Linked DNA regions of Mus musculus: region 1 is linked to region 2. Evidence: chromatin loops called from intact Hi-C (ENCODE). Cell type or tissue: heart. All regions are shown on one strand. Links, peaks and the distances in the headings refer to the core of each region. The heading gives the core; the rest is flanking DNA.

Evidence for each region. A loop is a pair of places that touch in the nucleus more often than their neighbours do. Peaks named below come from ENCODE experiments on the same cell type or tissue, not always from the same donor. Only the 100,000 strongest peaks of a DNase experiment are listed, where the experiment ranks them.
Region 1: a loop joins it to region 2, with 2.4 times the contacts of the local background. A loop is called at or near these places in 1 of 42 quality-filtered maps.

What each region holds. Positions count from the first base shown.
Region 1 is chr7:56,126,508-56,129,007 of GRCm38, reverse strand. The region is part of intron 23 of Herc2 (HECT and RLD domain containing E3 ubiquitin protein ligase 2); the gene reads right to left. Among named protein-coding and RNA genes, the nearest start is that of Herc2, 78 kb to the right of the region's middle. In heart, for the core only: no CTCF peak of the experiment used is centred there; no DNase peak of the experiment used is centred there.
Region 2 is chr7:56,042,789-56,051,593 of GRCm38, reverse strand. It overlaps Herc2 (HECT and RLD domain containing E3 ubiquitin protein ligase 2), which reads right to left and starts at 1,439. Exons shown (of 93, transcript NM_010418.2): 1 at 1,292-1,439; 2 at 646-738. The coding sequence starts at 717. Gm34121 (predicted gene, 34121) reads left to right here and starts at 1,544. Exons shown (of 3, transcript NR_166588.1): 1 at 1,544-1,852. In heart, for the core only: a CTCF peak has its summit at 1,351; DNase peaks (open chromatin) are centred at 833 and 1,493; H3K4me3 peaks cover 2,440 bases; H3K27ac peaks cover 1,774 bases.

The sequences.
Region 1 (2,500 bases), core at 1-2,500, 77 kb before region 2:
TAATTTTGAGGGAAAAAAAGAATCTGGTGGGATGGGGAATGGAATAAGGCAGAAAAATGTAGAGAATATGATCAAAGTATATCATGAAAAATCCAATCTTAAATATAACATTTTTAATAATTTTTCTGAGAATTTCATACATGTATACAATGTATTTTTATCACATTTGCCACCTTCCCCTCTCCTCCAATTCTTCCCAGATGCTGGCCCACCTGCTCCATACCCACTCAAGATTTATGGGGGGGGGGGGGTATTGTTTTTAATAATCTACCCAGTCCAATTTTTGTTGCCCATATACTCATGAGTATGGATTCTTCTACTTGAGTCCAGGAGCCACACCCACAAAGAAAAGTGACACCATTGACTCTCCCTAGCTCCTCGGTTGGAAGTAAATCATTAGAAACCCCCGTCACAATCCATGGTACAATGTTGAATACCCTCATCTTTCACAGGTCTGCGTAAGCAACCACGAGTGCTATGAGTTTTACAGTGCAACAATTCTGCTGTGTCTGGATGTCTGCTTCACACTGGTCCTCCCAAACCTCTCTGGCTCTTGAAATATGTCTACACCCTATCCATGATGGTCCATAAGCCCTGGAGTGGGTAGGGAGTCAGAATCATATCCAATGTGTGGCTGTACACTCCAGAGACACTTGTACCTTGTGCTCTGTACTTTGACCAGTCGCAAGCTTCTTCCTCAACTACCAGCCACAGTACAAAGAAACTTCTCTGGTGAAGTCTGAGAGCTATCCATAGAGTACATGGGTACTGGCATAAAACTTTATAGGTCAATTTGATACTGTGTCCATTTAGCAAAGCAATAGTACTAAGTCCACCAGTGTTTCCTAAGAACTCAACCGTGACTCTGACCAGATTTACAGGACCAGAGATGCATTACCTCCTACGAAGAAGTCTAAACCCACCAACAACTGTCAGTCCTATATAACAACTGTTAGTCCTATATAACAACTGTCAGTCCTATATAACATCTCCGCCATTTTTATACCATTTTTACATCTTGCCACACTAATTGTTACTGTAGCTCACAGGGCGTATCTCTAGGTTAAGAATGTTATTGAATTATGATTTAGTTCTCTTGATTTGCTGAACATATTCTGTATGAAAATGATTTCTTTTAACTGAACAAGAAATCTTTGGTGTAGCATTTGGTTTACAGTGATGAATGTTCTGTGGGTATTTGAAAAGTATTTTCCCGTTGTTTGTGTTTGATGGGTACAGTTAGAACACTCAGATGGATGACATCTTTCATGCTTTCAGAGTCTTGTCACTTTTGATCTAATGGAGCCTTGGGTTATAGGGACAGGGAATTTGAAATAGGAAGTATTAATTTGCTAAGTATCAAAGTAATTGAAATTACAGTTCTGTTATTATCTGCTATTTTTGGTTTCTAATAGTTGTGTATACTTTTATAACATTTAAAACAAGCTTTACAGGCTGGCGAGATGGCTCAGCGGGTAAGAGTACTGACTGATCTTCTGAAAGTCCTGAGTTCAAATCCCAGCAACCACATGCTGGCTCACAACCAATGAGATTTGACGCCCTCTTCTGGTGCACCTGAAGACAGCTACAGTGTACTTATAAAAGAGTGAGCAGAGGTCCTAAAAACTCAATTCTCAACAACCACATGAAGGCTCACAACCATCTGTAAAGCTACAGTGTACTCATATACATAAAATAAATAAGTCTTTTAGAAAAACAAGCTTTACAGCAATTCTTGTACTATAGAATGCCTATTTCATTGGGAAAAAGACTTCCTTGAAATTTATTTTGCTATATTCATAGAATCTCTTTAAGTCTCTTAGGTTTCCTAATTCAGTTGTATGCTTTGCTCGTCTGGTTTTTGTTTGTTTGTTTTGTTGTTTTTGTCATTTTTTGTTTTGATTTGATTTTTGCTTTGTTTTTTGTTTTGTTTTGTTTTGTTTTGGTCCTTTTTTATATTTTCTACTACCTCTGATTTTTAGTGCATCTATCATGGGCAGCATAAATTTTCGCTTTTAAAATTCAATTGAATGATTAGAACATTAGTCCCTTTGTATCTTGTTATTTGGTTCTTTTTGTTTTGTTTTGTTTAATTTAGAAAATCTACAAATTTCTAGATTGTTTTCAAATGTACATTTTCTGAATATCTGTGGTATGAAAGATCTCACTGTAGATTGCTGTCTGTAAGCAGGTGAGGGCAGGTGAAAAATAAGGCTAGAGCCTACGATTGGGCAGTGGAAAAAAATCTGAGAATTTTAGAGATAAGTACAGAGAGACAGAAAGGAAAATTAGGAGATAAGACGGAACCTATAGGAGAGGAAGAGGAAGCAGAACCATGCAGTCCTGGGGACCTGGGGTTTTCTTAGATAGATGAGTAAATAATAAATAAGTAGGGTGTGTTTGCTCCATCTAGGTGTGTAGCTTGTGTTTATATCAATTGAGTTTTAAGTTCTTCCTGTGGGCACTTTGTGAGTTGAGAATTTATTAATATAAATCTAAT
Region 2 (8,805 bases), core at 1-2,500:
CCTGCATAGTATCAGGACATACAAAATCAATAGCAAAAATATCAGGACATGCCTTTCATCCCAGGACTCAGGATGCAGAGGCCAGCCAGGCACAGTGAGTTAACAGGGAGACCCTTTCTAAAAATAAGAGGGGGGAAAAAAAGAAAAAGAAACAAACAACAGTCAAGTCTTGATTAAGAATGTTGGCAGGACCTGGGATGGAGTTCAGCTGGTAAAATACCTGCCTAACTATACCACATAATCCCAGCAAGGTGTTAAGGTGCTGCAATGCTAGCACTCAAGAGGTGGAGGCAAAAGGATCGGATGTCAGGTCATCCTCACCTACACTGAGGAGTTCAAGGCCAGCCTGGGAATATGAAACCCTGTCTTAAAAAAATAAACAAATAAAAATAAGCCTCCAGAATAAAAATACTGAAAAATTGCATAACTGGATCTCAAGTTTCTTGCACTTACAACTAACTTCAATTAAGCCACAACCACATAGCATCTCTTCAACAGTCATAATAAATGTCACATTGTAAATTATAAGAAATAATCTTCCTAAGACAAGATCTAATTGCCATTCACTCACACATTCTCCTCAAGCAAACATTTTTTATAGAGACAGGAACACACAAAGAAAAGAGAAAACCATGTTCACCCCACCTGGATATCTGTTTTCAACCATTTGGAGTCAAGGCGAGACTGGGCAGCCAAACAGAAAGACTCAGAAGGCATGTTTCCTCCGGGTGGTCAGACCTGCAAGTCAAACACAAACGCTGGAGCCCTCGAGCTTCTTTAAACTGCTATTTACACCATCCTGCTGTTTAACGCGGCCGAGACAGAACATAAAACAGGGAAGGAGAGCTGGGGGAGGGGACGAGAGGATGAGGGATGAGAGGGAAAGCTGGCCCCAGAACGGGAGAAGGGAGGGAAATACCACTTCCAATAGAGGTAGAGTCGCTGGGATTTCCCAATACGCCGGCCGGACCTACAGTGGTCACCGGCGACCACTGCACAATGTCATCCCACTCCTTTAAATCCAAAGGGACACACACAGACACACGTCAGGAAAAAAAACTCACTATCGCAACGACAAATGACACCAGTGTGCATCAGCCGCTATACCTACAGCAGTCCGGCGGAGTGTGGTAAATAAACAAAAGTCATGTCTGCAGATAAATCTACAACAATCGCCTAAATACTAAAAAGACAGCCGTGACTGCGCGGCCTCCGAGGCGCACAGGCCCTGGTTCCTCCGCGCCAACGCCCGCCTTCCGCCCGCCGCTCTCCGGGCCCCGCTCTCCCGGACCTGGCGCCGCCCGTCTTCGGCCCCTCCGCCCTCCTTCGGCCCAGCTCGGCCAGCCCTGGCGCCGCCTGCTCCGCCAGCCGGCTGAGGGAACACTCCCTGCAGGAGCCGGCCGGCGCTCGCGATCCAGTCTGCGGCCCGAAGCGCACGCTGACGCATGGCTGCGCCCGCCCAATAGCGCAAGGGTGAGAGACGGCTTCAGCCAATGGACGAGCAGCGTCGCACGCCCCTCCCCCAACTTCCGCTTCCTTCAGCACGACTCAGCTTCCTTCTTGAGACTCACCCGCTCAGCGAGAGCCAACCGCAGACGCCGGGAGGTGGGACTTGTGCGCACGCACGCTGGCTTGCCCAGTCCCAACCCTTCCCAGACTGTGTTTGCTTCCAGGGACCCGAAGTTGGTAAGGTATTTGCAGCGGGACGAGGTTCTCGAGGCTCCCTGTGCTTTAACGACAGCGTCCTTTTGGCCTTTGAGTCAGTGGACAGAAGAGGAAATTTAAGAAAAAGTAATTGATCCGGGCCTGGTAGTACTCGCCTTTAACCCTGGCACCAGGAAGGCAGAAGCAGGTGAATTCTGGGTTAAGAGACCCTGGGGGAATGGGGGTGCGGGAGTAAGAAAAGAGCAATTAAAATCACACAAAATATGTTCTCTGATCATCATGGAATAATCAAATAACTACAAATAAAACATAACATAATCTTCAAGCATGTGGAAATTAAACTTTTCCATGAGAAGGCAAAGAAAGGACTTAGAACATTTGAAATAGGAACTGGGTGCGATTTGTTGTTTTAAATACGATGGTTCATTTTTTTCCCACGTGTTAGAAGGCAGCAATGAGGGATATGCCACAGTGGTATGGTGGCCCAGTTGCAACGTTAAAATACCTGTCTTTTGTCATCCTTGGTATGTATCTTCAAACTCACTCCCAAGGGTCAAGGGATTTGCCATAGCTCAGACATCACATCTCTGTTTCAAGCAGCAGGAAGCAGTATAAAAGATCCACAGTCTATCACACCTCCCAAAGACTGTGTGACTCTAATTTACTTCTGCTTCAACTCAAAAGTATCTGAACAAGGTTTCAAATTCAACCACATCCAAAATACAGTTAGGGTGGACAGGGCTTTGAACCTGAGGCATGACAGCATAATTACCAGTAGAAGGTAACACCCGAGGAGGCATCTCTGGCCCTTAGGCTCCCTTCTCATGCAAGACACCCTTCGTCCCTCCACATACTGAAGCATGTTTACCTACGTACATTTTTAGAACTGTGTCTGCTAGCTCTAAAAAAACGATGTTTGTAGTCCATTTTGTGTTGCTGTAACAACATGACTGAATAATAAATACAGGCATTTGTACCTCACACTTCTGGAGGCTAAGTCTAAGAGCATAGCACTGGTATCTGGTGACGGCATTTCTGATGTTGCATAGCATGGTATAGAGGCAAGAGAACCCATGTGTGGCAAGAATACACCAAGCAAACACATCATTTTGATCCATGAGGCATAGTCTACTTGACTTGATCACATCTTAAAGGGTCCACCTCCTAATACTGCGACAAAAACTGTAATATTTCAACAGGAGATCTGAAGGGACATTCAAACCATAGTGAGGCAATGTGGTGAAGTGTCTAGGATGGCAGAGGTTTTGTGTGTGTGTGTGTGTGTGTGTGTGTGTGTGTGTGTCTGTGTGTGTTTATTTGTCAATTTGAAGATTGAGGCAGCAGGAAAAGCAAGGTCTCAAAACTCAGCCAAGATTTCTTGAAACCAGAAACACAGAGAGGGAGATAAGAAAGTACAAAATACACAGAGACAGAGTGAGCTACTAGAGAAGGGACCCAAAGATAGTCTCTGTCAGAGGCAAAATCTTCATATGTTTTGCCAATAAGTAGTTCTATCTCTCTAAACTCGCTGGTTTGGGCTATTGCAGGGAAATGTATAATCTAGACAAAGAAAGGGAGGCTGGCTGTTTCTCCATACTGGACACCCTGTTAGTGGGAGATTTGAAATTCTCACTGAACAGTCTCTCTGATAGGAAAAACCCACTAAGTCTTTATCTTGGAGAGGAGAAAGAAAGCAGGCAGTCAGCTATCTTAAATGTTTCAATAGAAAAAATACATTAATATTCCAAGGTCCCCTTTCTCTTGTGCATGTCTACCAGGGAGCTGTCTATCTTCCAGTCCCTCGGGAAGACTGTCCTTGTCAAATTCTTCATAACTTGGCTCCTATCATCTTTAGGATATTTGTGTTTAAGAACATGATAAGGTGAAACTATTCTTTAGTAATTTAATATACATGGCTGAAGAGATAGCTTGGACATTAAGAATATTGGCTACTTTTACAGAGGACCTGGTTTTAGTTTGTAGTAAAATAATCTTGTGTCACACAAAAGAACACATGAATAAAACAAGAGTAGCTCAGCAAGGTGACTTTTTTTTTTTTTCAAAAAAAAAAAGGGTTCTTGAAATCCCAAGCCAGGCATGCCCAAGGTGCTCCCTGTTATGTATCCCTAAATGCAGGTGATGACTGTATCTCATCCCATTATCCCATTGGAAGGAGCCTGACTTCACAACCACATGATTGGTTAATCAGTGCAAAGAGGGAGATTCAGAGAGTATGAGTTCTTGTCACATTAACTACCTTTGAGGTTAGCAAGCATATGCTGACTTTGTGATGTGTTGATTAACGGTAAATTACTGTTAAGTGATGGCTCAAGCATGACTTAAGGTGAGCCCACCTTACTAGGGTTCCAAGACTCATAGACTTGTCTCAACTGGAATGTAAGGCCTTCACCCTGGCAGTGATTCTATTCTCCTGACAAGCAGTCTTCTCTTAATAGAGCTTTACTGCTCTTTTACTGTTCTCCCTCTGAGGAGATAGAATTATTTAAGCGGCAGATTAGAGGTCACACACATGCACACACTTTCTAGACATCTCTGGTTTCTGGCCAAGGTCAAAGTGCCAAGAGAACCAAGGACTGTTTGTGCTTTTTGGCAAGAGAGAAATGTGGGTGTGTGTTTTGTTTTTATATTATTTTTACCCTGGACTGCCCTAGCTAATTTTTTTTTTACCTTTTTAAATTACACACCCTTCCTCTGAAGAAGTGGCACTCACATGAAGAAATTGGGATAATTACCAGTCTGACTATTTTAAGTAGAACGGGCCCATCAGACATGGCAGTCAGGGTATACCTCCAGTGGATCTATCTAAAAGATCCCAAAAGTGTGTTGTGGTAGTTTCATTTGTATAACTATATCTGACTTTTGCTATTTTGCTGCTGCTTTCTTCCACCCTTTCACCCCCTAACTCTACATGAGAGAGAAAAGAGGACCCCTGAATAAAGTCAGGAGTTGGAAAGTCTATTATCAATAGACTATGTTCTCCTGATTATGTGCTTCAAGTTCCTTGGGGTAAGTTTGATCTTCTCCATGGAGATATCGAATTTTTTTCTTGTTGCTGTTTCATCTTTGCATATAACTTCTTAACAAACCGCAACCAACAACAGCCAACAACCACCCACCCTGCCTTTCTGAGTCCTAGCATTATATACCCTCTGGAAAGTCCCCAGAATTCCAAACGTTATACAATCTCAGAAAATATCTGCAGCTGTAAAGTCATGCCTCTGCTACAGCATGAGGCAAATTATAGTCATCTATTATGGACAGTCTGAAGCAGCCCCATACTCCACACCTGGGCTTAAAACAAAAGCACATTCTTATAATATTTCTGTGTTTCTTAAAGAAACCAAAATTCGGGCTGGTGATATGGCTCAGCGGTTAAGAGCACTGACTGCTCTTCCAGAGGTCCTGAGTTCAATTCCCAGCAACCACATGGTGGCTCACAACCATCTGCAATGGGATCTGATGCCCTATTCTGGTGTGTCTGACAACAGCGACAGTGTACTCACATACATGAAAGAAATGAATAAATCCTTTAAAAAAAAAAAAAGAAACCAAAATTCCAGAATTGTCACTGCATATAGGAGACAGGTATAGAGAGGAACTGGAGTTCTTCTCTGGTCCCTGGAAATTGATGTGAGGGAGAACTAAATGCAAAAGTTATTACCCTTATAAGTCCTTGGCAAGGGTCCAGGAGAAGCAAGAAGAGAGGATATGAGCTTTCTTAATCTTTATTTATTTTATGTATATAATACACAATTGCTCTCTTCAGACACACCAGAAATAGGGCATCAGATCTCATTACAGATGTCTGTGAGCCACCATGCGGCTGCTGGGAATTGAACTCAGGACCTCTGAAAGAGCAGTCAGTGCTTTTAACCGCTGAGCCATCTCTCCAGCCCCAGAGTGAATATGTTTTAAATGTCCAAGTCAAAATCCATTAGAATCTTTTGGGGGGGGGGAGTTGAGACAGGGTTTCTCTGTGTAGCCCTAGTTGTCCTGGAACTCACTCTGTAGACCAGGCTGGCTTTGAACTAAGAAACCCGCCTGCCTCTGCCTCCCAAGTGCTGGGATTAAAGGCGTGCACCACCACTGCCAGGCTCCATTAGAATCTCTTGATGGGATATCAAGAGCTCCCAATGTATTGGTTCTTCCTCGTGGACCCAGGATCAGCATTCAGGTCATTTGGAGTAGCTAGAATCAGCATATAAATAGAGGGAAGAAAGAATCTTAGCCATGTTTTAATTTTTATGTTAAAACAATAGTGGGCTGTAGATAAGCGCAGCAATATTCAATATTAAAATATTGAAAGTATTATACCTGAGCAGCATTTTTCTTATCAAGAAGAAATCATTAGCGAGAAATAGCAGTATAAAAAAAATCTCACAAATTAAAGACTGTCTGTGGAGTATAATCCTGGGCAAGCTAGTTCATTTGTGCATTTCTTGTTTCATGATTGACATGGGACCACTCAGCCCACTGGGGCTGGTACCATACTTGGGGATATATAAGAGAAAGGCTGAGTAAGCCATAGGGAGCAAACCAGTAAGCCGCATGCCTCTGTCTTCTCTGCCTCAGTTCCTGCCTGCCTCCAGGTTCCGGCCGTGAGTTTCTACCCTGACTTCTCTACATGATGGACTGTAAGCTGTAAAGCTTTTGATCGTAGAGCTTATCACAACAATAAAAGTGAACTAAGACCGGTCCCTTGAACTGTTGAGGAAACATATCAATCATCATAGCCTTTGGTTACACTTTCCTGAATAAAGCTATTCCTGTTTTAAACCATTCAAATTGGCAAAATACATCTCGTCGTGTCGTCGTCGTCGTCGTCGTCGTCGTCGTCGTCGTCGTCGTCGTCTCGTCGTCGTCGTTGTTGTTACTGTTAAGTCCAGTTGAGAGTTTGGTACTCAGGAATCACTTGGGCTTGAAGTAACTCTCTGCCTCCTCTAGCCTTTCTTGTACCAGTTGTCCTGTCTATGTGAGGATAAGTCAAAGGCCTTGTTTGACCTGGCTGTGGCTTCACTGGGAAGCATCCAGCAATATTTTGCTCTGTGTTATCCTTTGTTGTAGACTGGACACTAGTTAGAGTTCACTGGTGGGCCCTCATGGCGTCCTTAAACAAAAGAACAGGTGATTCCCCCACAGTTACAGGTCATTTTGAGAAATGCCCCATAGTTCCCTGGGACCTAGTTGACTTTGGGGGGGGGGGGCAAGGAAAAATATTCAACCTTATTAATCCTTCTGATGACATTAGTATTGGTCTCTAAATAGAGTAATTGAATGCGCAGAAGATCAGTTCTTATACCAGTCTGGTACTTTTTTAAGATTTATTTTTATTTTAATTATGTGTATGTCAGTGTGTCTGTGTATGCGTATGTGCTTGTCAATACGAGTGCATGAAGCAGCCAGAGGCATTAGATCTCCCCAGAGTTGGAGCCACAAGCAGTGAATTGCCTGGGATGGGAGTTGGGCACTGAACCATGGTGCATGCTCATGACTGCTGTGACATCTCTCCAGCCACCAGTCTAGGACTTTTCACTATGTGTAATATTAGATTAAGCGAGGGTAAAAACAAAAAGGAAAGCTTTTAGATAAACTTTGATTAGATCTATATTTAAACAGAGATCTCAAATGAATATTTTTGAACTTAGAAATTTTAGCATGACACACGAATTCTCAGTTTTTACATATCTTTGTGTGACTTGCTATTTTCAGTTCTGGGAGAAAATAATTATTCAGCCATCCTAATCTTTATCAATAGTCAGTGAGCCCAGCTGTGACAATCTTTTGTGAGCAGACACAGATGTTCTTATTGATGTACCAATCTTTTATAAGCAGATATAGAGGTTCCTAGGTACCTGGTAGTTATTTGGCCCACATGCTATTGTTGTACAATACTGCCTTAAGAAAAGAGGGCTGAATCCAAACTCCACAGTAGGGCAATGCAATAAGTACCTGTGTGCATACTGTTCAACTGTGGAGCTTTGTAAGGTCCCAAGCAAACCTTCCAGAAAACAGAAGGCAGGAACAAAATAACTCTCTTTGTTCCTTGTACAGTCCAGAGAATTATCTCCTGTAACCATTCGTTTGGTTCTGAATGAGCACAAGTAGCCAATAGAGAACTGGATCACACAGTACACCACCATCCAGTTGATGTGTACAGCAGCCAGCAGAACTCAGCTAAGAACGCCCTGGAAAGCCTATGATGCTCAAGTCAAAGAACTTGGAGGAGATGGCATCAACTGCTTCTTTCTCCCTAGTGTGCCCACATCACTGTAACTGGAAAATAAACGCAGAATTAGCAGGCCCTGTGGGACAGAAACAGATATAGAACAAAGGAGTCACAGGGAGGAAAAGAAAATTCTGTCCCGATTAGAGAAAAACAGGCTTGGAGACATTGGGAGAAAGTTTGGGTGTTAAGACCCAGCATAGCCTTCATTCCCAGCATCCCAATCAAGAAGACTGATTTTTCTTTGCTTCCTACTCTAACTCCTGGCTGTCTCAGGTGGGATGTATACTCTTCCAAGTTTTCCCCTGGGCTGCCGAAAAGTCATACCAGCCTTCCAAGTCAGCCATTTCTGTCAGCTCTCTTTGGTAACTGGATACTGTTAGGGGCACAGGGCTCAGAAAACTCTCAAGTTTCTCCTCTAGAAACCAGTAGATAAATAAACTATATAGTTTTTTATTTAAAATGAATATATATTCATATATATACATATATGTGTATATATATATATATATATATATATATATATATATATATATATATATACATACATACATATATCCCTGCCTCCTTAGTCTGATATAAAAATATTTTGGCTTTATTACTTGGCAATAGAGGTCACTTTGGAGTCTCAGCTTGGGCTTTGAATTTCCATGATCTCATTAGGCATCCAGGAAAGTAAAACCCACGAGGCAGAGGGGGGTGTGAAAATGGAATTGGGATATGTGACTGAATGCCTGAGGTGCATGACATTCTAGGGGTGTAGTTATACCCTGAAGGCTCAGTGGTACTAGGAAATTATATAGACGCCACCATTTTGGTCCAAGGTATGCAGCTTCATTAACCAAGGTAGCAGTGAAGTAACACAGCTGCCAACACCTTAATGATCTCACTCTCCA